Linked DNA regions of Homo sapiens: region 2 is linked to region 1. Evidence: read pairs that join two places in POLR2A ChIA-PET (ENCODE). Cell type or tissue: Panc1. All regions are shown on one strand. Each heading gives the region's core, and the rest is flanking DNA. Links, peaks and the distances in the headings are about the cores only.

Region 1 (10,971 bases), core at 2,972-10,971:
CTACAAATCAATAACTAAAAGATGACCCCGTTGGGAGAAATGTACAAAAGACACACAGAAGCAGAAACACACATTGATACCAAATCTGTGGGACAAGCAGGAAAATACGAGTCACCAACACAATGAGACGCTGCTTCTCACCCATTAAAGTGGCCAAGACTGAGAATTCCACGAGACCACCTGCTGGAGAGGGTGGGAGAGCCATAGTAGCTGTGGAGCAGTACAGCCACACTGGGAAAAGAATCTGGTATTTTCTTAGGAGGTTTTGAGTAAAGTTTGACCTCAGCATTCCCATTCTTACGGGTGGATTACAAGAGAAATATTCACACATGACAACCAGGAACCAGGCACAGGAATGTCATCCAGTGCCATTCGCAAGAACAGAGGACTGGGGATCGTTCCAAGTGTCCGTGAACAAAGAATGTGTTATGACTTGCGGTGTAGTCACACCATGGAATATTACACAGGTGTCCGACTGAGTGGAGTGCAGCTGCTGAGAAGAGGGAGAGTCTTGACATGAAAGAGCAAGACCTAGAGGACAGCGCACAGCCCGGGGCTCTGGGTTATGAAGCTTGAATCCAACAAAGCCCCGTGTTTCGGGTCATCAACGTGCTTTCAAGAAAGCAGCCAGAGAATCCCAACGAATGGTCTCTGAGGGTGGGAGAGGGGAGGAGATACGCTCAGGGGTTAGTAATTGTCTATGTCCTGTGCTGAGGGGAGGTTCATGTGCTCTTTGTATTATTTTATAAATAGATGAATAAATGCCATGCATCGAAAAATAAATGAAATGGGTGTTCCAAAGGCAGCCTACTGGGTAGCATTCAGCAGCCCCCACCCTCAAGGGAAGGGCCTCGAGTCTGCGACCTGTCCCAGGTTGGTGTCCCCGGGGTGAGGGCACCGGGAGGGAAGTTTGCATGGAAAGCTCTATTTGCGGCTGAGCAGAGCGTGGGGAGGCCTCCCAGCTCAGCGGGTCCCTCCATGGGCCTGCAGAGCACTTTACAAATCGCTCTGGCAGTCCCATCGGAGTGAAAATTTGCAATGAGAGACTTCCAGGATGGGGAGCAGATAGGGGGTGGGGAGGGCAAGGTCACAAAGGAACCGAATAAGAAACACCAGCGGAGGCAGGTAGAGGCGGGGCCGGGGGAGACGCACCTGCGAGGGAGGCGGGGCCCGCCGTGACCTTGGTCTCCACGCGAAGACCTGGGGGAGGCTGCGCGGATGCACCCAGGGCCCCAGCCCTGAGCCCCAAGGTGCCTCGCTGGCTGGTCCACGTCGCCCGGGGTGCTGTGGGACTGGGGCGGGGTGGACGGGGGCGCTGCAGAGGGTCCTCAGCGCTGAGCCTTCGTCGGCCCAGCCCCTCCCCGCAGCCGCCCACGCTGCACCCAGGGCGGGGCCCATGCATCTCCTGAGGCTGGCCAGTGGCGCCCCCCAGCACTCCGTCCTCGCCCCCGCCATGGGTAGGGGTCTCTGAAGTCGCCTCACCAGGTGGGCCTGGAGCAGCCGCCAGCTCAGACCCCCGAGCGCCGGTGAGGGAGGGGTGGTAGAAGGCTGGGTCAAGGGTCACCCAGGAATTCCACTTGTCCACGGGGACCCGGCCGCTGCCCAGGCGCAGACAGACCCAGAGGCAGAGTGCGAGGTAGGGGTCTGGGGCTTACATCCCCCGAGAGGGGCGGGGACCTCCCAGAGGAGCTGCTGCACAGGCCTGCGGAGCTCCTTCTCCCACCACTGTCCCAGCTCACCCTCCAACCCCCATCCTGCCCTCAGACACCCAACTGCAGGCAAGTCCAGGAACCAGAACCCCACGCCACACAGACCCATTGGAGGCTCTGAGTGGACAGCTCCCGCCCTTCCCTCGTCCGCCCCTTTGCTGGCTCAGAAAGTACAAGATAAAGATGTCAGGACCTAAAAGGTGGGGAGGAGCCTCCCTCCCCTCTGCAAAACCCCTGGAAGCTTTGTTCACCCGTACAGGGTGCCCCTGGCCCCTGGGGGCCAGCAGGGTTGAGGTCCAGGAAGGGCCCCAAGGCACACAGCCCCGAGAAGGCACGCCAGGCAGAATGGGTCTTCCCTTGCGCTGTGTGTACATCTGGGGGTGTGCACTTGGGTGCATGTGTGTGCACCAGGGTGTGTGTGCAGCTGGGGAGGGACGTGCACTGAGTGTATATGTGTGCACCTGGCCACGTACCTGTGTGTTGGGGCAGGGAAGATTATGCACCTCAGGGCGTATAAGTGTAAGAGGGGGTATACCTGATCATATGAGTGTGTACAGGTCCCAAGGCCCCTTGGCCAGGCGTTAGCTCTGGGTAAGTGGGCATGTTGGGCTGAGAGGTGGGGATGACAGATAAGTATTGCAGCAGGTCCCAAAGGTGCATGGTGGGACAGTCTGTGAGCCTGAGCCCCTGCCCTAAGATCCCAGGAGGGCTTACAGTGCTCTTACCTAGCTCTCACCAGTGGAGCAGGGCTGTGACCCCATCACACACCACAGCCTAGTCTCCCCACTGTTCTGGAGTGCTGAGAAGTGACTTGCCTGACCAGGAGGGCCACGTACAATTCCAGCAATACTGTGGTGACAGAGTTTGTCTTTCTGAGCTTCCCAGAGCTGCCTGACCAGGAGGGCCACGTACAATTCCAGCAATACTGTGGTGACAGAGTTTGTCTTTCTGAGCTTCCCAGAGCTGCCTGACCAGGAGGGCCACGTACAATTCCAGCAATACTGTGGTGACAGAGTTTGTCTTTCTGAGCTTCCCAGAGCTGCCTGACCAGGAGGGCCACGTACAATTCCAGCAATACTGTGGTGACAGAGTTTGTCTTTCTGAGCTTCCCAGAGCTGCCTGACCAGGAGGGCCACGTACAATTCCAGCAATACTGTGGTGACAGAGTTTGTCTTTCTGGGCTTCCCAGAGCTGCCTGACCAGGAGGGCCACGTACAATTCCAGCAATACTGTGGTGACAGAGTTTGTCTTTCTGAGCTTCCCAGAGCTGCCTGACCAGGAGGGCCACGTACAATTCCAGCAATACTGTGGTGACAGAGTTTGTCTTTCTGGGCTTCCCAGAGCTGCCTGACCAGGAGGGCCACGTACAATTCCAGCAATACTGTGGTGACAGAGTTTGTCTTTCTGGGCTTCCCAGAGCTGCCTGACCAGGAGGGCCACGTACAATTCCAGCAATACTGTGGTGACAGAGTTTGTCTTTCTGGGCTTCCCAGAGCTGCCTGACCAGGAGGGCCACATACAATTCCAGCAATACTGTGGTGACAGAGTTTGTCTTTCTGAGCTTCCCAGAGCTGCGCCATCTTCAAGGGCTGCTATTTGGTCACTCCTCATCATCTATGTGGTGACCATCCTAGAGGACCTGGCTGTCGTGGGGACCATCAGAGCCAGCCACCACCTGCACATATCCACACACCTCTTCCTGGCCAAACTCTCGGTGCTGGAGACCCTGTACACCTCGGTCACCGTCCCAAAGCTGTTGGCCGGACTCCCAGCACGAGCGACGACCATCTATCTCCTTCTCGGGGCACCTCACCTGGCTGCTCCTCTTCCTCTCACTCAGCTCCTCTGAGTGCATCCTCCCGGCCAACATGGACTGTGACTGGCACCCGGTCATCTGCCACCTGCTGCACTACCCAGCCCATCATGGACTCCATGCAGCTGGCTCTGCCTGCACCTGGCCATCAGCGCCCAGCTCAGCAGCTTCCCAGCCTCCTTTGTGTCCACGGCTCTCAACTCCAGCCTGAGGCTCCGCAGCCCCGATGTCCTCAACCACTTCTGTGATATCCCACCCCCGCTAGGGCTCTCTTGCTCCAGCACCACTACCATAGAAATGCGGACTCAGGCAGCCCAGGTGATCCTTGCGGCTTCCCTGCAGGCAACCACGGTCTCCTACACCCACATCCTGGCCAGATCGCTGAGGATTCCAGAAAGGCCCAGCAGCTAAAGGCCTTCCCCACCTATGCCTCCCACCTGGGGTGGCGGCTCCTCTAACCTCATCAAGCTGGTGTCAGGGGTCTACTTGGTTGGGATCCCTCTGCTCAAACCCATCATCTACTGCCTGGGAACTGCAACATCAGGGAGGCCCTGGCCAAACTCCTCCAGGCCCTTCCCCTTTAGAGCTGCAGGAGGGAGAGCTGCCCAATCCCTCTTCCTCCTTCTCTGTGCTCACAGACACTGGTGACCACCCAAGGCAGCCACAGCCCTCTCCCACCAGGGCAGTCAGCAAGTCCTGCCCTCGCCCATATCACCCAGAGTTGCCAAGAGCACAGAGTGGCCACAGGCAAGCATCTCCTTGAGCAGTGGAGGGGCAGAGATGCCAGACCTGGGCCTCAGCACTGCCAGGACAGCTCCTTGCCACAGCAGCTAGGAGCCTCCAGCCCAGGAGAAGCTGGGCCTGGAGCTCACAAGAAGCCCCCTCTCACGGCCTCTCCCCTGACCCTCTCGGATGAACAGCTGCTATGGAGGCCAGCCACTCTGCCCAGTCCTGCAGGCCCAGAGGGATGGTCTCCTTGCCATGAGGTCCCAGCTTCTCAGAGCAGAGCCTGAGGCCAGGTGAGCAAAGGGCTCTGGCACATCCAGGCAGCACCACCAAACACACAGGTGTCCCCTTTCCTCAGAAACAGGAATGTCATTTTGTGTCCTTTTATTGAAAACTCCATGGGTCTAATGAATAGACAACATGCCCTTACCTGTTTTCTCTGCCTTTTCTCTCTGGTGCTTGAGGGCAGAAACTAAGTTGACCGAGCACGTCTCTTCCTATTGGGCTGCGGCACCTGGTTGTGGGGAGGTATCTCTCACTTGATTTCAGTTTTTCCATGCCCCAATCCCACCTCCCTCATCACAGCCACCCAGTGTGATGCATTCAGCATGTGTCCTTGGAGAGAGAGGTACTCAACAGATGCGTGGTATTTGTGTTTTAAATTTATGTCAATGAGTTTTCACTCTAAATCTCCTTTCTTACTATTTTTGTTTTGTATATTGTGAGGTTATGTCATGAAGTGCATACAGATTTAGAAATGTTTTATCATCTTGGTAAATTTACCTTTCATCACTAAGAGGCATTACTCTTTGTCCCTAGTAGTGCTTTTACCTCAACCTTTAAGTATAAAGTCTACTTTGTCTGGCATTAATACAGCTACACTGGCTTCCTTTTAGTTAGTATTTGCATGGTATCTATTTTTTATCCATGCCAATTATTAATCTGCTGCCTCTTAGCTTCTAACCACCCTTCACAGTCAGCTCTGTGACGCTGGGACAGGGACTTGACAAACTGCATTTCTGCTTTGTCACCCACTGCCTCTTTCTGTTGAGAAGTCAGCTGCCAGTCTTACTTTTACTCTTTTGCAGGTAATTTGAGTTTCCCGCTTCTGGAAGTTGTTTGGTTTACAGCTGTCTTACCTAGGTATGCCTTTTTTTTTTTTTTTTTTTTTTTTTTTTTTTTGATTTATTGCACTTGGAGTTTGTAATGCCTCTAGAATTCATGATTTAATTTCTTTCATCAGTTTTTGGAACTTATTGGTGATTATTTCCTTAAATATTACATCTACCTCATTCTCTTCTTCCATTGGTTCTAATATTACATGGCATGTCAGGCCTTTCTATAGTGTACCCTCTGCCTCCTAACATCCTATTCTGCATGCTTTTTTTTTTCTGGATATTTTCTGATCTTTCAGGTTACTAATTCTCTCTCTAGCCATGTCTAATCTTCTGTGTTTTAAAATGTATTTTTTGATTCTAGACTTTCCTTTTTGTCCTTTTAGTTTCCCATTCTCTACTAAAATTCTCAATCTTGTTTTATTCCTGTAGACGTGGACAGGCTCCTACATGAGTTTCTTAATGGTATCCTTGTTCTCTTGTGTTGGTCTCTGTCTAATCCTTGCCAAGACTGGGTTGTTTTATTACTATGGCTTTTTATGTCTTAATATGACATGGTGAGTTACTCTTCTTTGATCTTCTTTTTCAAAATTATTTTATTAATAGTTATTTTAGGCCTTTATTTTTCCATATAGACTTTAGAAACTTTTGGGCTCTGTGCTATTTTGTTACTACCATAACAAAGTGCCACAGACAGGGTGGCTTAAACAACAGAAATTTGTTTTCTCACAGTTTGGCAGGGTTGGTTTCTTCTGCAGCCTCTCTTCTTGGCTTGTAGACACCATCTTCTCCCTATGTCTTCACAGGGCCATCCCACAGTGGGTGTCTGGGTCCTGAGTTGCTCTTGTTAACGACATCAAGCTCACCTCACCTCATTTAACCTTAGTCACCTCTTTAAGGTCCTATTTCCAAATGCACCCACCCCCACAGTATTAGGGGTTGGGACTTCAATGCATGAATTTGAGGGAGACACGGTTCAGCTCATAACAGAGTCTTTTAAAAATTATGTAAAGATTTTTATTGTAATTTCATTAAATTTATGGATCAATTTGTGGTGAACTGTCACCTTCACAATATCCTGTGCATCCTCCATTTATGCAGATTTTCTTTTATATTCTTTAATAACTTTAGGATGTTCTTCATAGAGGTCTTTTACATTGCGGACTGTGGTGAATGGCTTTTTTTTTTTTTTTTTTTTTGGAGGAGGAGTCTTGCTCTGTCACCCAGGCTGGAGTGCAGTGGCGCAATCTCAGCTCACTGCAACCTCCACCTCCTGGGTTCAAGTGATTCTCGTGCCTCAGCCTCCCGTGTAGCTAGGATTACAGGCATGTACCACCATGACTAGCTAATTTTTGTAATTTTAGTAGAGACGGGGTTTCACCATTTTGACCAGTCTGGTCTCGAACTCCTGGCCTCAGGTGATCTGCCCGACTCGGCCTCCCAAAGTGCTAGGATTACAGGCATGAGCCATCGTGCCAGACTATGAATGGCTTTTTATCTTATATTTTTTAAAGCTATTTTTTGTTCTGGTAGAGAAATTCTACCATCTTTTAAATCTAAGGTATACATCTGGCTGCAAGTCTAGGGAGTACCTGCTTAATACAGGGATGAGATGTGAGACACCCAGCAGTGCAGAGTGGCAGAGCAGCACCGCTGTGTGCCGGGGACAACCCCACCCTCCACCCGCCTAGCCGCTGACCCAGCATCCTGGGGTCTTCCGATGGCAGGAGCCACCCTTGGCACCAAGTCCCACTCCCAGCAGGAAAAAGGGGGAAAGGACAATAGCACACAGGTTCTACGCAGCCCCTCTCCTTAGGGGGGACGGAGGCTCTCCCAGGAGCCCCCGACACCCTCAGTTGCAGGTTTCACCAGCTATGCCTATGTCCTGTGGCCTCTGCCAGCTGCAGCACTTGTGGTGGAATCAGGTCTCAGGGCTACAGCTGCAGGAGCCACCCCACCTTCCATGGTACAATCAGGTCTCAGGGCTGCAGCTTCAGGAGCCACCGTGCCTTCAACGTGCTGTGTTCTTCTTGGTGGCAGCTCTGCCAATGCTGTGTTAAACAGAAGCGGTGAAAGTAGGCAATCTTCTCATTGGTTCGTATTTTTAAAAATACATTTAAAAGCTCTCCACTACGTATGTCTTCTGAGATTAGCCTTTATCAAAGAAAACATTTCACTTCTATGATGAGTTTTCTCAACATGTTTCACCACAAACGAATGTTGATTGAAATCAAATGCTTTGTCTTTCTCTGTAGAAAACCGTATTTTTTGCCTTTGGTCCACTAATAGGTAAAGCACACTGACATATATCATGACATAAAACCACCCTGAACCTGACCTGATCATGGTGATTTGCTTTCTGATGTGCCGCTGGACTCATTGTGCTGCTGCTTTATTTAAAACTTTCATGTCTCTACTCAAACATAAAACAGCCTAAATGTTTCTCTTGCGCTTCTCTTATACACCCTAAGATACATCCTATACATCTTAAGATAGAAGGCTTCTGGAATCATAAAATCAGCTGGAGCACCGCCTCCCCCTTCCTTTTCCCATTCTGTGTTCTCGGCCTTGGAACAACTGTTAGATGTTAGAGCCCAAAATGGATCCCCTGGGTCTATCCCCTTTTCTTTCATATTTGCTGCCTTTTTGCCAGAAACATTTCCTTAAATATACAATTCCATCCTTCTGTTGGTTTTTTTTTTTTGCAGTAATTTTTTAATCTCAAAAGTGTCTTTTTTGTCTTATTTCATCTTCACAGTTTCCTGTTCTTATTATATAAATATATCTCCCTAATCTGAGTCTATGGATTGGAGTTTTATCCAATCCATTCATTCCAATGATTGGAATGATTGGAGTCATTCACATTTCTCAATCCATTTATTTTCCGTTTCTTTGCCTGGTCTTTCTTTTATGTGATGCAGCTCTCCTTGAATGTCTGATACATTTTCATCCTTTAAAATGAAGCCGATGGGTGACAGGAAGACGTGCTTCCATGAAAGGCAGTGTTTCACTCCGGAACCTCAGCTCCCGCACGCTGGATCCAGATCCACAGCATCCCCAGGACCTCTTCTCCCCTCTGGGTCCTGCCCCCATCTCACTGGCTCCCATCTCAGATTCCCTGTGAGGCTCCACGCTTGGCTTCACATGCAAAGTCTAGGGGTGAGGGGCCCCTCCCAGCCTCTCAGCTGGCAGTCCTGGGCCTGTGCTGGGAAACATGCCCTCCCCGCCCGCAGCCGGAGGAGCCGCATGGCTGTCTTGAGTGGAGGTCACACATCCCCTCCCAGGGCCAGGGGAGGGAACGGTCACAGATGTTCCTCATGAGCCAAAAATAAGCAAGGTCTGGCTGCGGTGCTGTCCACTGCCGGCTCCAGCACCAGGGGTTGCCCAAGAACCCCCTTGACTCCTTGGGGTAAGCAGCTCACTGCTGGCTGTCCTGTGTGTGATGGGGAAGGGGGACTCAACCCGAGTGTGCAGACCTATGATGACCCCCGCTCCCACCTCCACGTCCCATGGCCACGGCCCCTCCCTTCCAAGCTCCTTCTGCCTGATGGGCAGCACCCCCTCCCGTCTGGAGTCTGCCGGGGCCCTTCCTGCTCTCCTTCTTAATTTATTTTCTGTCTTGGAGGGAAGCTGGGTGCACCTGCTCAGGTGGCCCCCTAGGGCCAGAAGACCTGTCAGTCACTTTCAAATACATGTTCTTTCCAGCTCTTCCTTGCCAAAGGTTCTAAAAACACTGTTGTCCGTCTCACCCAAAAAGCTAAGCTTCTGTCCAATCCTTAACGGTAGCTATAAATGAGAAGCATAAGCTTGGTTTCCTTCTAACATCCGGCAAGTTAGAAGATAGAACGTATTTCTTCACTTATTCATCACATATTTGCAGGGCACCCCTACGCGGGACAGCAGAGGTCCCAGGCCGGTGCTGCACCCGGAGCCAGGCTCGGAGCTGGCCGTGCGCCCTCAGCTGAAACTCACCGGAGGCGCGGCCGCCCTGGGCTGAGAAGACGCCGTCGGCCCAGGTGGCATCAGAACCCACAGGAGGAAGACAGCCAGCCCAGGAGGAGCCATGGGGGGCCTCTGGGGATCGCAAGGGTCGACCCCATCCTCCCTGAAACAAGGCCGGAGGTTGAGGAGGTCTCCGCCCGGCCCCGCAGCTGACAACCGGTGGAGAAACCGCACCTGCCACGGGAGGGGCCGCGGGGTGGGCTCGAGCCACCATGGGGCTGGTACAAGCACCCTCTCCGCTCAGGACCTCGGCCCTCATCCCAGGGCACCAGGGCTCACAGGGGGATGGGCCCGGGTGGGGACGAGGGTGTGGAGGGGCAGGAAGCACGGCGGGTGGAGCGGGGCCGGGTGCGGGGGTCGCGGGGGACCGCGGGGACGGGGCCTTGTGATGCAGGAGACGGAGGGGGCTGGTGACGGAGGACGGGAGGCCGCAAGGATGGGGGACGCGACATCCTTTTCCCCTCCCACCGGCTCACCAGGGATGCGCCTCCGCGACTGCCCGCCCCAATCCCAGGGCGGAGGCCTCGCGCAAAACCCAGGCGCCGCGGCTCCGCGCTCCGGCTGAGGGTCCGCGCCGCCGCCCGCCCGCTCCTTCCCGCTCGGCCGCGGCCTCAGGGACGGATACTCCAGCGCGCGGTTCCAACCGAGGCCCGTGGCGGGTAAGGCCGGGAGGCTGGGGCGGGTACGGGGCCGGGAGCGAGGGGCGGCGCGGGGAGGGGATGCAGCTGTCGCCCGCACAGCCGTGTCTGGACGCGGCCCCGCAACTCGACCCCGTCCCGCCCCCAGCCAGCTGCTGAACTAGGCGGCCGGGGACGGCATTGAGCGCCGGGCGCGCGCGGGAGGGACTGCCCCTGGGGCACGGGTCTGCTGGGGCGGAGTCCGCACGATGTCAGCAGCCGCTTGTCCTCCGCAGCATCCGCAAGGCCCGCACCCAGGCTTTGGCCCCAAAGGTGGGGACCAGGCCCAGGCACGGCCCGTCCCCGTTCCAGACCCTGATCTGAGCCAGCTCTTGGTCCCGGCTACCGCGTCCTCCAAACACAACGCCCCTCCCCCCATGCCGCCTCCCCCCGCCCCCCACATCCCAGCAACGCGTGCAGAGCTCCCTCCCCCAGGCTTGCTCCCCCGCCCGGGCCTGGACGCCCCCAGAGGCCTGAACGCTCCTGCCCCGCTTCTACACCCCCAATCCAGGTGCACAACCTTCAGGTGCAGAACCCTCCTGCCCCACCTGCCACTTCCCAGCGCCTCCCCCAGGCCTAAGTCCCTGATGCTAGAGGTTAAACCGCGCCCCCCCAGGCCTCAGTGGGCCTCCAAGATGCTGGGGGCACCCTGATCCCACAAAAGATGGGGGTCCCTCTGCTCTCCAGCCTTGAGCCCTCCGCCCCTGGGCACCCGATCTCCATGGAAACTAAGGGCCCTTTCCCTCTCTTCCCGCAGGTTTAGCCCCACGAAGATGAACTGGGCACCCGCAACGTGCTGGGCTCTGCTACTGGCGGCCGCCTTCCTCTGCGACAGCGGCGCAGCCAAGGGCGGCCGCGGAGGTGCGCGGGGCAGTGCCCGGGGAGGGGTCCGCGGGGGTGCGCGCGGGGCCTCGAGGGTGCGCGTGAGG
Region 2 (15,920 bases), core at 4,938-12,937, 83 kb after region 1:
CTCCCTTGCTCCGTTCTGTCTTAGCTGCTGGAGCTGGCAAATGTGTGTGGCTCAGCCCCGGGCTTGGCACCAGGTGCTTCTCTCTCACCATAGGGATGAGACTGCCACGCAGGAACCCCGCCCACATTTGCATGTGCCCAGGACACATGCGGTGTGTGAGTGACTCCAGCAGCCTGGACCTGCGCTGCAGCATTGGGCCTGCTGGGCCAGGAGGACAGGATGGGCACCCAGAGTGGGAGCTGCACAGAACGTCAGGAGGGCAGAAAGGCCATGTCCTGGGCCTGGGTCTACCCGCCCTCACCTGAGACCTGTGCACTTTCCACCTGAGCACATGCACGTCCGTTCAGCTGGGCCCTGAGCCCCAGGCACTCGGCCACCCTCCTCCCCGACCCTGTCTCAGGCTCCTGCTGTAGGGAGCCCAGGGTGGGTTCTGTTTCTCAGCTGAGACTGGTCCCAGGGTGCCCTCTGGTCCCATCCCCTAACTGCTGCCACACCCCTCACCATCCCGGTATACAAGGAGGAGGGCCTGGGGGTAGTGCAACCTTCTGGGAGCCAAGGGTCACCTGGGCCTTGTGCAGCCCTTGATTCTCCTAGGCAGGGCAGGCTGGGCCCCGGTCATCGGTCTTCTGGGGCATGTGGCCTCCCACCTGTTTGCAGGGGTTGATTGATTGATTGATTGATCGATTGAGATGGAGTCTTGCTCTGTCGCCCAGCCTGGAGTGCAATGGCACGATCTCAGCTCAATGCAACCTCCGCCTCCCAGATTCAAGCGATTCTCCTGCCTCAGCCTCTCAAGTAGCTGGGATTACAGGCACCCGGCACCATACCCGGCTAATTTTTGTATTTTTAGTAGAGACGGGGTTTCACCATGTTGCCCAGGCTGGTCTGGAACTCCTGATTTCAGGTGATCCGCCTGCCTCGGCCTCTAAAAGTGCTGGGATTACAGAGGTGAGCCACCGCGCCCGGCCTGCTGGGGTTTATTTGTCTAGCTGGGGCAGGGTAGGGAGGGTCCCAGTCCCAACAGCCTGGGCCTTGGGACAGGGCGGGGGCAGTGATGGCCCCTGGAGCCCTACTGGGGGTGGTAGATGTGGTCTTGGTCTTCCTCCGGTCCCAGGAGCACCTGGTGATTTGGCATCACCCACAACCGGGGCCTCTCCTCGCCCTGGTCCTCCTCAGGCGGAGGGTGGTACAGGCTGTCATGGTCGGGCTCGGGACTCAGGACATGGCCCAGGGTGTCCTCGGTCTCCATCCAGGCCTTGGTGCCTAGGGACAAGCACATGAAGGTATAGTCTCAGTTTCTTTCCCGAGACCCTTGGTCTGTCCAAGTCAACCCCACGAGCGGACTCTGCTGCTGTGACCTTGTGCCCACCTGGAAGGATGGGGCCCCTGCCCTGACCTCGTGGCTTCTCCTCGGTGGTCAAGAGTTTCGGCTTCTGGACAGGGAACAGCACCACCAGCTGGTCGTCCTTCTCCGGAGGCTCCACCACACGGGCGCCCCAGGCCCTGCTGGCACAGTTTGGTCAGGTCCACATGCAGGTGGGGGAGGTGGACAGAACCCCCCGCAGGAGGGTGCCCACCATCCCAGGGCAGCCACTCCAGCCCCACCACCAGCAGCCCCAGGACAAGCCTCTCTCTCAAGAGCCAGTGATGAGTGGCCCCCAGTGCTCCCGGCCAGGCTTCCACACCACGTCCCTGGGTGGCTGCGTGGGGAGCAGTGGTCAGAGCCTTGGTTGAGCAGTGTCCCAAGGGCAAGGATGTGGGGAACCTCAGGATCCAAGACTGAGCCGCCCCAGCTACAGCCACCAGCCGTGGAGCACAAGCTGCCCTGGAGGCTGTGGGGAAGCTGAGTAGGGAGACACCGTGGAGCCCCAAGCCCTCCGGCTGTGCTCTCTTCTCCCTGCATGGGGCGCTGTTGACAGATGCCCATGAGGCTGGAGTGCCCCCTCCTTCCAAAAGCTGCTGGACAGGGCTCCTCTCTGCATCTGCCCCGTGCTCTCCAGGTTCAGGAAGGGCCCAGCAGAACGGGCTGTAGCTTCAGGGAATGGGTGGTGGGGAGGTGGGGTTGGGGGGACTTACTTCTCTGGGTCCTGCTCTGAGGGCCAGTGTTTGACTTGCATCTTGATAGGGACCTGGGGGAGAGTCACAGGTGTGGGCTGGGCCACAGTCCACGCGGGTGGAGGACACCTGGGGAGAGGTTGCTCCGAGGCCCACCTGGGGCTGCATGGGGTGGAGGTGGCTGCAGGGGGTGGGGGCAGGGCCAGCTCAGCACAGCTCGAGCGTCTCTAGTGGGCAAGCCACTCTCGGGTGTTGGGATTGCAAGCCGGGATTGAGGTTGCCGGCCTGTGCCCAGATGACCAGCTGGCCTGGAATTCTGGCCGGGTCTGGGGCAGCACAGGACTGGGATGTAACCTGGCACCGTATCCCTGACCTAGCACTCCCAACCCTGGCCGTCAATGCACTGGCTGTTTTCTGCAGTGACTGGTTGGGTCTGTGTCTGCACCACCCCTTCCTGGCTGGTGCCGAGAGAACGCGGTCAGCCGCTCTGAGCCCAGCTAACCTTAGTTGTCAGCTGCTCTGAGCCCAGCCAACCTTAGTTGTCAGCTGCTCTGAGCCCAGCCATCCTCAGTGGGGCAAAGGACAGACAGGAGAGCAAAGCAGGTGACCCCAGGGGAGGACCAGTGGCTCCAGGGGAGGACCAGCACCGTGGGGGGGCTGTGCCCATGCTCCTGCGTCTCCAGTCAAGGAAGGCGTGGGCCTCCTTCCTCCCGATCCATCCCAGGTGTGCAAGACTGTGTGGCCTTGACATGGGCCAGGGAACAGGGCCCGTCCCCAGGCATAGTCCCGGCTGAGGACACCACTGTCAGCACAGACAGTGCAGCTGAGCCACTAGCACATGGAGTCACCTCTGGCCTTCAAGGCCCAGGTGAGTATCAAGGGGTGTCATCCGGGCCCTCCTCCACCTGGGTCACATGGGTTCATCTGGGATCACCTGTTCCACTTGGGACCACGTGGGTGTCATCCGGGCCCACCTCCTCCACCTGGGGTCACGGGGGCTCATCTGGACCCACCTCGTCCACCTGGGGTCATGTGGGCTCATCTGGACCCACATCATCCACCTAGGACCACCTGGGTGTCTTGAGGCCTGTCCATCTGACCCCAGGGAAGGGAAGCCTGCCCCCTCCTCATGCCTGCACAGGCATCAAGAGTCATGAGCGTACCCATGCCTCTCTCCCCTAAGCCAGCTTGGGGTTTGAAGCCAGAAGAGGGGCCCTTTGTCCACATCCCCTGCTGTAGGGGCAGAAGGTGACAACTGGAGTTGCTGCCCAGATGGGAGGGGCTCACACCTACCTTGGGTGCTGGGACTGCACCTGCCTCCCACAGCAGCACAACCACCAGGCTGGTGACCAGGAGGAGCCTGAGGGGGGGCCAGAGAGGGAAGTGTGAGGTAGGGGAAGGGGACGCCCTGAACTCCAGGCAGCACCCTGATGGGCAGCTGGGAGGCCTGGGCTGGGTTCCTCCTTGGGAGCGCAGGTAGTTTTACTGGACTGTGCTCACATGGGCCAAGACACGCAGGCACAGAACAGGGAGAAGCCCCAGGCCCACCTGCCTCCAGCCCCCCTCAGGCCAGAGCCCACAGCCCCAGCCCCAGACTCTGCTCCTCACAGTCTGGGCAGACCCCACTGTGGCAGGCACTGGTGGTTGGCTTGGAAACTCCAGAGGTTCTGCCATGCCTCTGTGCCGCCCTCCACGTGGGGACACACATGAACACACTTGCACATGGGTGTGGGTATGGGTGGGTATGGAGCAGCGAGGGCCCACAGCCCCACGCCCACAGAGCCCTGAGGCTGCACGCTGCTGCAGGCAGGGCACCTGCTGTGTCCCAGAGCTGCGGGGCCACGGCTGGGGGGCTCAGGGGTGAATGGCAGCACTATTAGGCAGGCAGGCAGGGTGTCAGGTCAGTTCGGACACGGGATGTGTGTGTTTGTGTATGTGGTGGGGGGTGTGCATATGTTGTCTGTGCATGTGTGTTTTGTGGGTGTGGACCATGTGCATGGTGGGTGTGCATGTATGCTGTGGGTGGTGTCGTGTTCGGGTGTGTGTGCACTGTGTGCTTCAGTGTGTGGTGCATGTGTATGTTGTGTGTGGTGCGGAGTGTGTGAGTTCGGGGGTGCGTGTGCTGTGTGTGTATGTTATGTGTGTTTGTGTGTGGTGGATGTGTGTGTATGTTGTGTGTGGTGTGGAGTGTGTGGGCTTGGGTGTGTGTGTGTGCTGTGTGTGCATGTATGTGTTGGATGTGTATGTATGTTGTGTGTGGGGTGGAGCGTAAGGGTTTGGGGGTGGGTGTGTGCTGTGTGCATGCGTGTGTGGTGTGTAGAGTGTGAGGGTTTGGGAGTGTGTCTGTGTGTGCGTGCGTGTGTGATGTGGTGCAGACTTGTCTCTTCAGGGCCCTGCGGGGGAGGCTTGCGTCTGTCAGGGTGGGGTGGTCTTGGGGTGGGGCGGGGCTCTGGGTCTGTACAGGGCTCAGCAGGGCTGCAGTCAAGGGTGTCTGGGGCAGGCGCAGTGGTTCACACCCATAATCCCAGCACTTTGGGAGGCTGAGGTGGGCAGATCACCTGAGGTCAGGAGTTTGAGACCAGCCTGGCCAACATGGCAAAACTCCGTCTCTACTAAAAATATGAAACTGCCTGGGCACGGTGACTCACGCCTGTAATCCCAGCACTTTGGGAGGCTGAGGCAACAGATCACTTGAGGTTAGGCATTCGAAACCAGCCTGGCCAATATGGTGAAAACTTGTCTCTACTAAAAATACAAAAAAAAAAAAAAAAAAATTAGCCAGGCGTGGTGGCAGGTGCCTGTAATCCCAGCTACTTGGGAGGCTGAGGCAGGAGAATCACTTGAACCTGGGAGGTGGAGGTTTCAATGAGCCAAGATGGCGCCACTGCAGTCCCTCCAGCCTGGGCGACAGAGCGAGACACTCTGTCTCAAAAAAAAAAAAACAAAACTTAGCTGGGGGTGGTGGCACACACCTGTAATCGCAGCTACTCCTGCTGAGGCAGAAGAATCAGTGTCTGGGACACCCTGCAGGCCTGGATTGCAGCTCCACAGGGACCTTTGCCCGTTCTCTGGGTGACTCAGCCATGGTGAGAGGTCAAAGGGCAGGGGGGATGCCCCGGACAGCCCGGGGCCGGGACCTGGTCTGGTCTGGTTCGGGGGCCCTGCTTCTCCTCAGGACCCCCAGCTGGTTCTGATGCTGGGCAGGGGCTCTTGTCTGGGCACTGGACCCCAATCCCACTGCCGTGCTGCCTGGGCCACCCCTGGTGCCCACCTCCCATGACACACAGCCTGGGGGCCTGGGATTCGGGTCACGGTAGCCCCTAGAAAGGTGGTCGGTGGTGACTGCCAAGCAGCCTGGCTGTGGGATCCCCGTGGGTCCCCTCTCCAGGCAAACGGCTCTGGGCACCAAAGGGTCCCCAAGCTACCCAGAAGCCACCTCTCTACAAGGGAGAAACACCAGGAGAGGAGGGGCAGGGAGGGCCCTGGCTTAGAGGAGGGGGAAGAGGAGGAGGGCACCTCCACAGGAGCGGGGAGAGGGGTCCCCCACACAAGGAGGGGGAAGACAGACACCCCCACAGAAGGAAGGCAGCCTCTGATTCCAGGGTCCAGCGGGAGCCCGGGTGCTTCCCTGAGCTCCAGATCACAGCTCCCAGGGTGACACCACCTCAGGGCAGCCCCTGGCTCCTGCGCCCCAGCCCCTCCCCTCCCCCAGCCCCCTTCCTTTTGGGCAGTCACAGGCCTGCTGGTTTCAGCCTGGCACCTCCCCTTTCCTTGTTCCGGGTGGGGGTCCCTGGGTGATTCTCCACCAGGCCAGGGGAACCAAGAGGCAAGTGCACTCGGGGCCACAGAGGAGGTAGAGCCTGGTGGCAGACCCCAGACCCTCAGAGGGCCCCTCCTTCTCCCTCCCACCCGCACACTCCCCTGAACCAGGCCCCCTGGAGCGCAGCACAGCTGGGCCCCCTCTGGCTAAGGGCCAGGCCTCCAGGTTTGGGTGGGGTGGGGATTGGGGCTCAGGGATGGTGGCATTACCTCCTCATGTCTGGGGTCCGCGTCTCTGTAGAGAGTGCTCAGGGAGCTGCAGTGGCTGATCCCAGTATCTGGCACCCGGCCCAGCTCCTCCTGCCCAGGCCCAGGCCAATTGGGGCTTTGTTGCTGCCGCTTGGGGCGTGTCAGGACAGAGGTCGGGGCCAGGGATCCCACCCTGGGTAGCTCAGGTGACTGGCTCTGCAGCCGCCCAGCCCACTCGGGCCTGGATCTGAGCGGGGACACCCAGCTGCCTGCTCAGGGCCTGCCACACGACTGAGGAAGAAATTTGCCTTTAAAAACATGCTTGTTGACCGGGCGCGGTGGCTCACACCTGTAATCCCAGCACTTTGGGAGGCTGAGGCAGGTGGATTGCCTGAAGTCAGGGGATTGAGACCAGCCTGGCCAACATAGTGAAACTCCGTCTCTACTAAAAATAAAAAAAATTAAGTGGGCGTGGTGGTGGGCTCCTGTCATTCCAGCTACTCAGGAGGCTGAGGCAGGAGAATTGCTTGAACCTGGGAGGCGGAGGTTGCAGTGAGCCGAGATTGCGCCACTGCAGTCCAGCCTGGGCAACAAAGAGCGAAACTCAGTCAAAAAACAAAACAAAACAAAACAACACCAAAAAAAAAAAACCTGCTTGTCATGAAGGCTGAACCGTGCTCACAACCAAGGCAACTTGGAAGGGTGTCGTGGGCAGCTGTCCCCAGCTCAGCTGAAGCACTTCCTTCCTCAGGTGGGCGTGACAAATCCCCCATCCAGCCCCAGCCCACCTGCCTGTCACACCTGCCCCTGCCCACCACCTGCGGCAGGGCGGGACCAGCTCAGCTCCACCACCGTGGAACCCTCACCCCCAACGCCACCACCTTCCCCACCCCTTCCAGGCGCTCCCTCCTGTCCTTCCTTACTGGGCACACCAGCCTGAGGAGTCTTGCACGCTGTGTGGCCAGGGCCCGCTCCACGGGGCCCAGTGCCCTCATTGCCTTTTTTATTTTATTTTTTTTGAGACAGTCTCACTCTGTCACCCAGGCTGGAGTGCAGTGGCGCGATCTCAGCTCACTGCAACCTCCGCCTCCTGGGTTCCAGTGATTCTCCCGCCTCAGCCTCCTGAGTAGATGGGACTACAGGTGTGCACCAACACGCCCAGCTAATTTTTGTATATTTAATAGAAACGAGGTTTCGCCATGTTGCCCAGGCTGGTCTCGAACTCCTGACCTAAGTGATCCGCCTGCCTCGGGCTCCCAAAGTGCTGGGATTACAGGCATGAGCCACTGCGCCCGGCCCTGACCACCTTCTTTAGCCGTCCCTGGCACACCCTGTAAAACAAAAACACAATTCCAATCTCCGCCTGACCCCACCCGACTGATGGACCCTCCCTAAGCCCAGGGCATTCCACGGTTAACCTGAAAACTAGTTCAGGCCATAATGGGAAGTGGGGGTCAGACAGGCCTCATTGTACCCGCCTCCTTTTGGAATTCAGGCAAAACTGACCAGCATTAACATTAAAACAGAGACCTTAAGACTAATAGAACAGACTCTGACAAGAAATAGTCCCTTTTATTGATTCTATCTGCATATACTTGGTCTCCACAACACCTTATCTTAACCCTGACTTTCCCTTCTATTGATTCTAGGTCTTTAGATAATAACTTAACTCTTTTGACCAATTGTCAATTGGAAAATTACTGAATCCACCAATGACCTGGACACCCGCCGCCTTTCTGGACCAAACCCATGTACATCTCCCACGTACTGAGTGATGTCTCGTGTCCCGAACATGTATCAAACCAGCTGCACCCCAACCCTCTCGGGCCACACATGTTCTCAGGATCTCCTGGGACGGCATCATGGGCCTTCCGTCACTCATATTTGGCTCAGAATCACTCTCCAAGTATTTTACAGGGTTTCACTCTTTTCCTCGACAACCCCCAGCGGGCAGCTACTGTTGGGGGCTCTGAGACCGCCGGCCTGCAGGGTATGGTTCTCCCGAAGCTGCATGTTCAGACACAATTGGAGGCCGTGCTTCCAAGGGGGTGGAGTGAGGGCCCTCAAGAAAGGCCAACTCAGGAATTTCCAACGTGACCCACAGCGTCTGAGCTATTGAGGAGGGGTCACCCGAAGAAGCCGCTGGGCTTGGGTGAGAACAGATGTTCCTCTGGCCTTCTTGCCTGGGGCTGCTCCTGAAACCACCTTTGCGAAAACCTGATAGTGAATCTGACCTAACCGACTCCACCTTGCTTCTAACCTCCAACCTGTCCTTGTTCATTCCTGGGTGTAGGTCACACCAACTTTGGGAGGATCTTAGTTTATAGTTTAATGTTGAAACAAAGATGAAAACAGCCCCTTCCTGAACAAACCCCCTTCTTGCCTGGGGACCAGACTGCCTTTGTAAAACTAACAAATTAGTCACAAGATTAGAAATTATGGTTTAGGAAACTTCTAGTGGCTTGAGGTATCGGCCGGAGCGGCCGGGTGGCGGGAGGAACCGTTACGGGAACTGAAGTTGCCGATTAAGCCTGATCAAGATGCCAACCTCCCAAAAGCACCGAGACTTCAGGGCAGAGCCCATGGGGGAAAAGCTAGTGGGGAGCCTGGCCAGGATTGGTGAAGTCCTGGGCAAGAAGCTGGAGGAAAGGGGCTTTGACAAGGCCTATGTTGTCCTTGGCCAGTTTCTGGTGCTGAGGAAAGATGAAGACCTGTTCCGGGAATGGCCAAAGGACTCGTGGTGCCAACACCAAGCAGTCCCGGGACTTCGGATGCCTTCGAGAGCATGCGATGCCTTCTTGTGATGCTCTCCAGGAAGCTCTCAATCCCCAGCCCTCACCCAGAGTTTGTAGCCGAGTCGGGACTCCTCCCCTGTCCTCTACAAAGGAGAAGATTGCTATTGTCATACTCACGTCTGACGCACTCTGGGTCTTTTGGGAGTTTTCTCCCCTAACCATTTCAACTTTTTTGGACTCTCACTCTTGCATGTCTCCCCCTTCCTTTTTCACTTTCCCTGGTGACAGTTACCAGCTTTCCTGAATGGATTCCTGGCCCCGTCCCTCACCTCCACCCTCACTTTCAGTCCATTTGATACTATTTGGCTCCTTTTTTGGCAGAACAGTCACTGTCCTTGTAAAGTTTTTTAGATCAAGAAAGTCAGTGGCTTTCATGAAAAATAAAAAAGAAATTATGTTTTAGGTGTCAGGCAGGACCGGGCGCGGTGGCTCACGCCTGTAATCCCAGCACTTTGGGAGGCCGAGGCAGGCGGATCACGAGGTCAGGAGATCAAGACCATCCTGGCTAACATGGTGAAACCCCGTCTCTACTAAAAATACAAAAAATTAGCCGGACGTGGTTGCAGGCGCCTGTAGTCCCAGCTATTCGGGAGGCTGAGGCAGGAGAATGGCCTGAACCTGGGAGGCGGAGCTTGCAGTGAGCAGAGATCACGCCATTGCACTCCAGCCTGGGTGACAGAGCGAGACTCCGTCTCAAAAAAAAAAAAAAAAAAAAAAAAAGGAGTCAGGCAGCTGGAGGCCACAAGATTCTAAGCCTCCCCAATTATTCTTAGGGAAAACATCACTATTGTAAATCCTAAGATTGGTGCTCGAGACATTTTTCGGACTCTGAACTTGGTGGAACAGCTGGTGCCACCCAGATCCATGAACTGGCTCACCTGGTCTTGTGGCCCCCACTCAGGAAGTGACTCAGCACAAGAGGACAGATTCGACTCCCTGTGATTTCATCTGCAACCCAACCGATCAGCACTCCCTGCTTCCCAACCCCTACCCACCAAATTATCCTTTAAAATTTGAGTAGTGATAAAGCTCCAGCCTCCCGTTCAGCCGGCTCCGCGTGAATTAAACTTTCCGTGTTGCAGTTTCTCTCTGCCCTGATAAATCGGCTCTCTCTGGGCAGCAAGCAGAATGAGCCTGTTGGGCAGCTACACTCCCACCCACCCCTCAGTGGCCGAGTGGCTCCACGGGGGAGGCAGCAGAAGGCCAGTGGCTCAGGGAACTGGGGTCCCCAAGGGGATTATGAGCAGTGATTGGCAGGCCAGCCCGAACTTGAATGGGGTGATCAGGTCTGGAATGAGAAAGGCACAGGGAGCCTCCCCAGGTTCCCACACAGTCCCAGCTGACCTCCCCATTCCTCTGGCCCAACACAAGTCTGTGCATTCACACTCAGGAGACGGGAGACAGCCGGTGGGAAGTAAAGGTCGGGCACCTTAAAAACTGCATCCACACAGAGCGTGGCCCCCAGCCCACCCTTGAGGCACCAGCAGAGTGGGTCCCGCGGCCTGAGCACAGCCTCCAACCACACAACCCAGTGTGACTCAAGGAAGATAGGCTTAAAAAACTGGGCGGAGACACCAGGCCACGTGCTACAGGGGAAACAAAGTCCACAGATTTCAACAAAACAGCAACAACAACCCTTGGGAGAAAATATCAGAACTCAAAATGTTTGCAATATATTATCTAAAACATCTAGTCTTTAGTAAAATGAGACGAGGTCCCCAGGCTCGTCTCGAACTCCTGGGCTCAAGCAATCCTCCCACTCAGGCCTCCCAAAGTGCTGGGACCACAGGCATGAGCCACTGTGACTAGCCTGTTGTATATTTTAAATTAACAAAAAAGAGTGGAATTAGAATGTTAGCACAAAGAAATGATACAATCTTGGGGTTATGGATACCCCAATTATCCTGGTTTGATCATTACATATGGCATCCGTGTACCCCATGGATATATATACCTATTATGTACCCATAATAATTAAAACTTTTTAAAAATTAAAAATAAAGGGCCAGGTGCAGTGGCTCACGCCTGTAATTCCAGCGCTTTGGGAAGCCGAGGCGGGAGGATCACTCGCGGTCAGGAGTTCGAGACCACCCTGGCCAAAATAGCGAAACCCCGTTTCTACTAAGAATACAAAAATTGGCTGGGTGTGGTGGCAGGCGCCTATAGTCCCAGCTACTAGGGAGGCTGAGGCAGGAGAATCGCTTGAACCCGGGAGGCGGAGGTTGCAGTGAGATGAGACTGCACCACTGCACTCCAGCCTGGTTGACAGAGTGAGACTCCATCTCAAAAAAATAATAATAAAACTAAAAAAAAGAAAGAAAAGGACTTATACCCAGAATATAAAAAGAACTCTTACAACTCAACAATAAAAAGACAAACAACCCAACTGAAAAATATTCAAAACATTTGCACAGACATTTCACCATAGATGATTTACAAATGGTGACTCCACCCTGAGAAGATGTTCAGCACCACTTGTCACTAGGGCGACGTGGACTCAAGCCACAGCTACACTCCTATAGGACGGTGTTATGGGCTGTGTCCCCTCTAAATTCATACATTGATGTCCTAACCCCTCAGAATATGACGATATTTGGAGATGGGTTTTTAAAGATGTAAGTAAGGTAAAGCAAGGTTATTAGGGTGGACCCTAATTCAACAGGACTGGTGTCCTTATAAGAAGAGATGAGAACACACAGATACGCCAAAGGGAAGACCATGTAAGGACACGGGGAGGTGTGGCCACCCACAAACCCAGGGAGCAGCCTCAGGAGGAGCCAACCCTGCCAACAGCTCCAACCCTGCCGACAGCTCCGTCTCAGACGTCAGCCTCCATCGCTGTGAGAACATGAATTTCCATTGTTGAAGCTGCCCAGTCTCTGGCAATTTGTTATGGCAGCCTCAGCTAAGACAGATGGCTAGTATAAAAAAGACAAAATCAAGGATCAAGAGTTGGTTGCTGGGCACGGTGGCTCACGCCTGTCATCCCAGCACTTTAGGAGGCCGAGGCGGGTTGAGACCATCCTGGCCAACATGGTGAAACCCCATCTTTACTAAAAATACAAAAATTAGCCAGGCGTGGTGGCATGAGCCTATAGTCCCAGCTACTTGGGTGCCTGAGGCAGGAGAATCGTTTGAACCCGGGAGGTGGAGGTTGCAATGAGCCAAGATCGTGCCACTGTACTCCAGCCTGGCCAGAGGGAGACTGTCTCAAAAAAAAAAAAAAATCAAGAGGTGGTGAGGATGTGGAGAAACTGGAACCCTCCTATACTGCTGGTGGGAATGTCACATGGTACGGCCACTTTGGAAAAACACATTTTAGCATTTTCTTTCAAAGTTAAATGTCAACTTTCCATCAAATTTGGCAATTCCACTCTTCAGTAACTACCCAAGAGAAAGAAAAGCACACGTCCACCAAGGTTGTGATAAGAATGTTCACCACAACATTATAAACAGCTGACAAACTGGAAACAGTTCATACGGATGAATGGATGAAACCTGGAGAATCCATGGGTTAACAGCAATAATGGCCGGGCGTGGTGGCTCACGCCTGTAATCACAGCACTTTGGGAGGCCAAGGCAGGCGGATCACCTGAGGTCAGGAGTTTGAGACCAGCCTGGCCAATATGGTGAAACCCTGTCTCTACTAAAAATACAAAAATTAGCTAGGCGTGGTGGCACACGCCTATAATCTCAGCTACTCAGGAGGCTCAGGCAGGAGAATCGCTTGAACCCCGGAGGCAGAGGTTGCGGTGAGCCGAGAACGTTCCATTGCCCTCCAGCCTGGGCAACAAGAGCAAAACTCCTCTTAAAAAAACAAAACTAAACTAAAACAAAACAGGTCGGGCGCAGTGGCTCACGCCTGTAATCTCAGCACTTTGGGAGGCCGAGGCAGGCGGATCACGAGGTCAGGAGATCGAGACCATCCTGGCTAACATGGTGAAACCCCGTCTCTACTAAAAATACAAAAAATAATTTAGCCGGGCTTGGTGGCGGGCGCCTGTAGTCCCAGCTACTCGGGAGGCTGAGGCAGGAGAATGGCTCGAACCCGGGAGGCAGGGCTTGCAGTGAGCCAAGATTGCGCCACTGCCCTCCAGCCTGGGCGACAGACCGAGACTCCGTCTCAAAAAAACAAAACAAAACAAAACAAAAAGACAGTAGTAACAACGGGTTACCGTTCAGCGTGGATGAAACGCGGCATGTCCATGAGTTAACAGCGGGAACAATGGGTTACGGTTTAGCAATGAAAACGAAGGCATCACCAACGCATGCTCCTGTCATTGCTGACCACCCACAGCTGGGAGCCGCACTCAGGCAAATGCCTATGGAGCGCCTTCTGTGTGCTGGGCACCATGCGGGCGCCAGGGCCATCCTCAGGGTGAGTGAGAGCCAAACCCAGCTGGGTCTGACCCAGCACAAAGGCGGAGGGGACGGGGGAGTCTGAGCATCCACCCAAGGTCCACCTGGAGACTCTGGGGGGGGCCCCAGACCAAGGAGCAGCCAGGGTTGAGCTGGCCAGGGCACCTGCCCCTGCACAGTGAGGCGGCGAGCGTGTGTGCGTGTGCGTGAGGGTGTGTATGTGTGAGATGTGTGTGTGTCACATGTGTATGTCAGGTGTGTGTGAGGTGTGCGTGAGGGCTGTCAGGTGTGTGAGGTAAGTGAAATGTTTGCGTGATGTGTGTCAGGTGTGAGAGGTGTTTTGAGTGTGTCAGGTGTCTGCTGGGGTGACAGGTGTGTCTGAGTCAGGTGTGTGTCAGGTGTGTGTGAGGAATGTGTGCCACCTGTGTGGGAGGGTGCATGGGGTGCATGTGTCAGGAGTGTGTGTGCCTGAGGTGTGTAGGGGTGTGTGTGCATCTGGGATATATGTGTGAGGGGTGTTTGGAGGTGTCTGGGGTGTGTGTCAAGGGTTTGTGTGTGGGGTTGTCAGTGTCTAGGGTGTGTGTCAAGAGTGGGTGGATCCAGGGTGTGTCTAGGGTGTATGTGTGAAGGGTGTGTGTGCAGGTCAGGGATACATGTGTCAGGTGTGCATGTGTGAAGTGTGTGTGAGTTGTATGTCAGGCGTGTGTGTCTGGAGTGTGTAAGGGATGTGTGTGTCGAGTATATGTCAGGCATGTGTGGCTGGTGTGTGCGTGAGGTGTGTGAGGGTGTATGTGCATGGGAGGTGCGTGTTTCGAGCATGTGTGTGTCTGGGGTGTGTGTGCCTGAGGTATGTGGAGTGTTTGTGTGAGGTGTGTGTGTTAGGTGTGTGAGGGTGTGTGTTAGGTGTGTGAGGGTTGTGTCAGGTGTGTAGATCTGGGGGTGTGTGGTGCGTTTGTGAGGTGTGTATCTGGGTTGTGTGTGTCTGATGCATGTGTGAGGTGTGCATGGGATGTGTGTGTCTGGGGTGTGTATCTGGTGTATGTGTCAGGCATGTGTGTGAGTTGTGTGTGTCTGGGATGTGTGAGGTGTTTGGGGTGTGCATGTCAGGTGTGTCTGGTGTGTAAGCAGTATGTGGGGTGCATTTGTGAGGTGTGTCTGGGGGGGGTGTGTGGTGCGCATCCGGGGTATGAGTCCAGGGTGTGTCTGTGTGTCGGGTGTGTATCATGTATGTGTCAGGTGTGTGGTGTGAGGTGTGTGTGGCGTGTGTCTGGTGTGTCTGTAAGGTGTGTATGGGGGTGTGTCTAGTGTGTGTGTGTGAGGTGTGTGTCCAGTGTTTGGGATGTGTGTCTAGGGTGTTTTGGTGTGTGAGGTGTGTGTCAGGTGTGGGTGTGTCAGGTCTGCAGGGGGTGTGTCTGGTGTGTGTGTGTTTGGTAGGTGTGTGTTTCTGGTGTGTCTAGGGTATATGTGAGGTGTGTTGGGTATGTGGTGTCTGATGTGAGGTATGTGTGTCTGGGGTGTTTGGGTGTATGTGTCGTTGTGTGGTGTTTGCGGTGTGTGTCTGGGTGTGTGGTGTGTGTGAAGCGTGTTTCCTGGGTGACTGGTGTCAGGTGTGTGTTGGGGCGTGTGTGGGTGTGTCTTGGGTGTGTGAGGTGTGTGTGTTTGGGTGTGTCTGGTGTGTGAACTGTATGGGTCAAGAGCGTGTGTGAGGTGTGTGTGAGGTGTGTGTTGGGGGTGTGTGTGAGAGGTGTATGTGATGTGTGTATGGCTGGTGTGTGAGGCGTCTGTCTGAGGGGTGTGTGGCGTGTGTGAGGTGTGTGTTTGGGTGTGTCTGGTGTGTGAGGTGTGTATTTCTGGGGTGTGTGTCAGGTGTGTGTCTGGGGTGTGGGTCAGGTGTGTGTATGTCAGGTGTGTGGTGTGTGTGTGTCAGGGATGTGTTTGAGGTGAGTGTGTTTGGGTGTGTCTGGTGTGTTTCTGGGGTATGTGTCAGATGGGCATCAGGTGTGTCAGGTGTGTGGGGGGGTGTGTTTGGGTGTTTCTGCTGTTTAAGGTGTGTGTTTCTGGGGTGTGGGTCAGGTGTGTGTGTCAGGTGTGGGGTGTGTGTCAGGGGTGTGTGTGAGGTGTGTTTGGGTGTCTGGTGTGTGAGATGTGTGTTTCTGGGGTGGGTGTCAGGTGCGTGTCGTGTATGTGAGATGTGTGGGTGTGTCTGGTGTGTGAGGTGTGTTTCTGGGGTGTCAGGTGTGTGTGTGTGAGGTATGTCTGGGGTGTGTGTGTGAGGTATATCTGGGGTGTGTGTGAATTGTGTGTTTAGATGTATTTGGTGTTTGAGGTGTTTCTGGGGAGAGTGTCAGGTGTGTGTGTCTGGGGTGTGTGTCAGATGTGTGTTTCTGGGGTGTGGGTCAGGTGTGTGGGGTGCGGGTTAGGTGTGTGGGGTGTGTCTCAGGTGTGTGTGTGTCTGGGGTGTGTGTGAGGTGTGTGTCTGGATGTGTCTGGTGTTTGAAATGTGTGTTTCTGGGGGCTGTCAGGTGTGTGTCAGCTGTGTGTGTGTCTGAGGTGTGTGTGAGATGTGTGTTTGGATGTCTGGTATTTGATGTGTGTATTACTAGGGTGTGTGTGTCAGGTGTGTGTGAGGTGTGTGTTTGGATGTATCTGTTGTTTGAGGTGTTTCTGGGGTATGTGTGTCAGGTGTGTGGGGTGTGTGTGTCA

The links. Peaks named below come from ENCODE experiments on the same cell type or tissue, not always from the same donor. Only the 100,000 strongest peaks of a DNase experiment are listed, where the experiment ranks them.
Region 2: POLR2A ChIA-PET joins it to region 1 with 11 read pairs; 4 of 35 experiments call an interaction of 5 or more read pairs at or near these places.

The regions. Positions count from the first base shown.
Region 1 is chr10:133,423,526-133,434,496 of GRCh38, reverse strand. SPRN (shadow of prion protein) reads left to right here and starts at 9,872. Exons shown (of 2, transcript NM_001391974.1): 1 at 9,872-10,024; 2 at 10,800-10,971. The coding sequence starts at 10,816. It overlaps LOC124902564 (a long non-coding RNA gene), which reads right to left and starts at 9,927. Exons shown (of 2, transcript XR_007062397.1): 1 at 9,336-9,927; 2 at 4,616-4,762. It also overlaps the pseudogene OR6L2P. RefSeq lists enhancers at 9,549-10,056, 10,875-10,971. In Panc1, for the core only: no CTCF peak of the experiment used is centred there; no DNase peak of the experiment used is centred there; H3K4me3 peaks cover 243 bases.
Region 2 is chr10:133,337,590-133,353,509 of GRCh38, reverse strand. ZNF511-PRAP1 (ZNF511-PRAP1 readthrough) reads right to left here. Exons shown (of 9, transcript NM_001396060.1): 6 at 3,349-3,415; 7 at 2,077-2,129; 8 at 1,370-1,503; 9 at 827-1,263. The coding sequence ends at 1,070. PRAP1 (proline rich acidic protein 1) reads right to left here and starts at 6,137. Exons shown (of 5, transcript NM_145202.5): 1 at 6,085-6,137; 2 at 3,349-3,415; 3 at 2,077-2,129; 4 at 1,370-1,503; 5 at 827-1,263. The coding sequence starts at 6,092. The coding sequence ends at 1,070. It also overlaps the pseudogene BANF1P2 and a transcript of FUOM not described here. RefSeq lists enhancers at 4,792-5,451, 5,452-6,111, 6,112-6,771. In Panc1, for the core only: no CTCF peak of the experiment used is centred there; no DNase peak of the experiment used is centred there.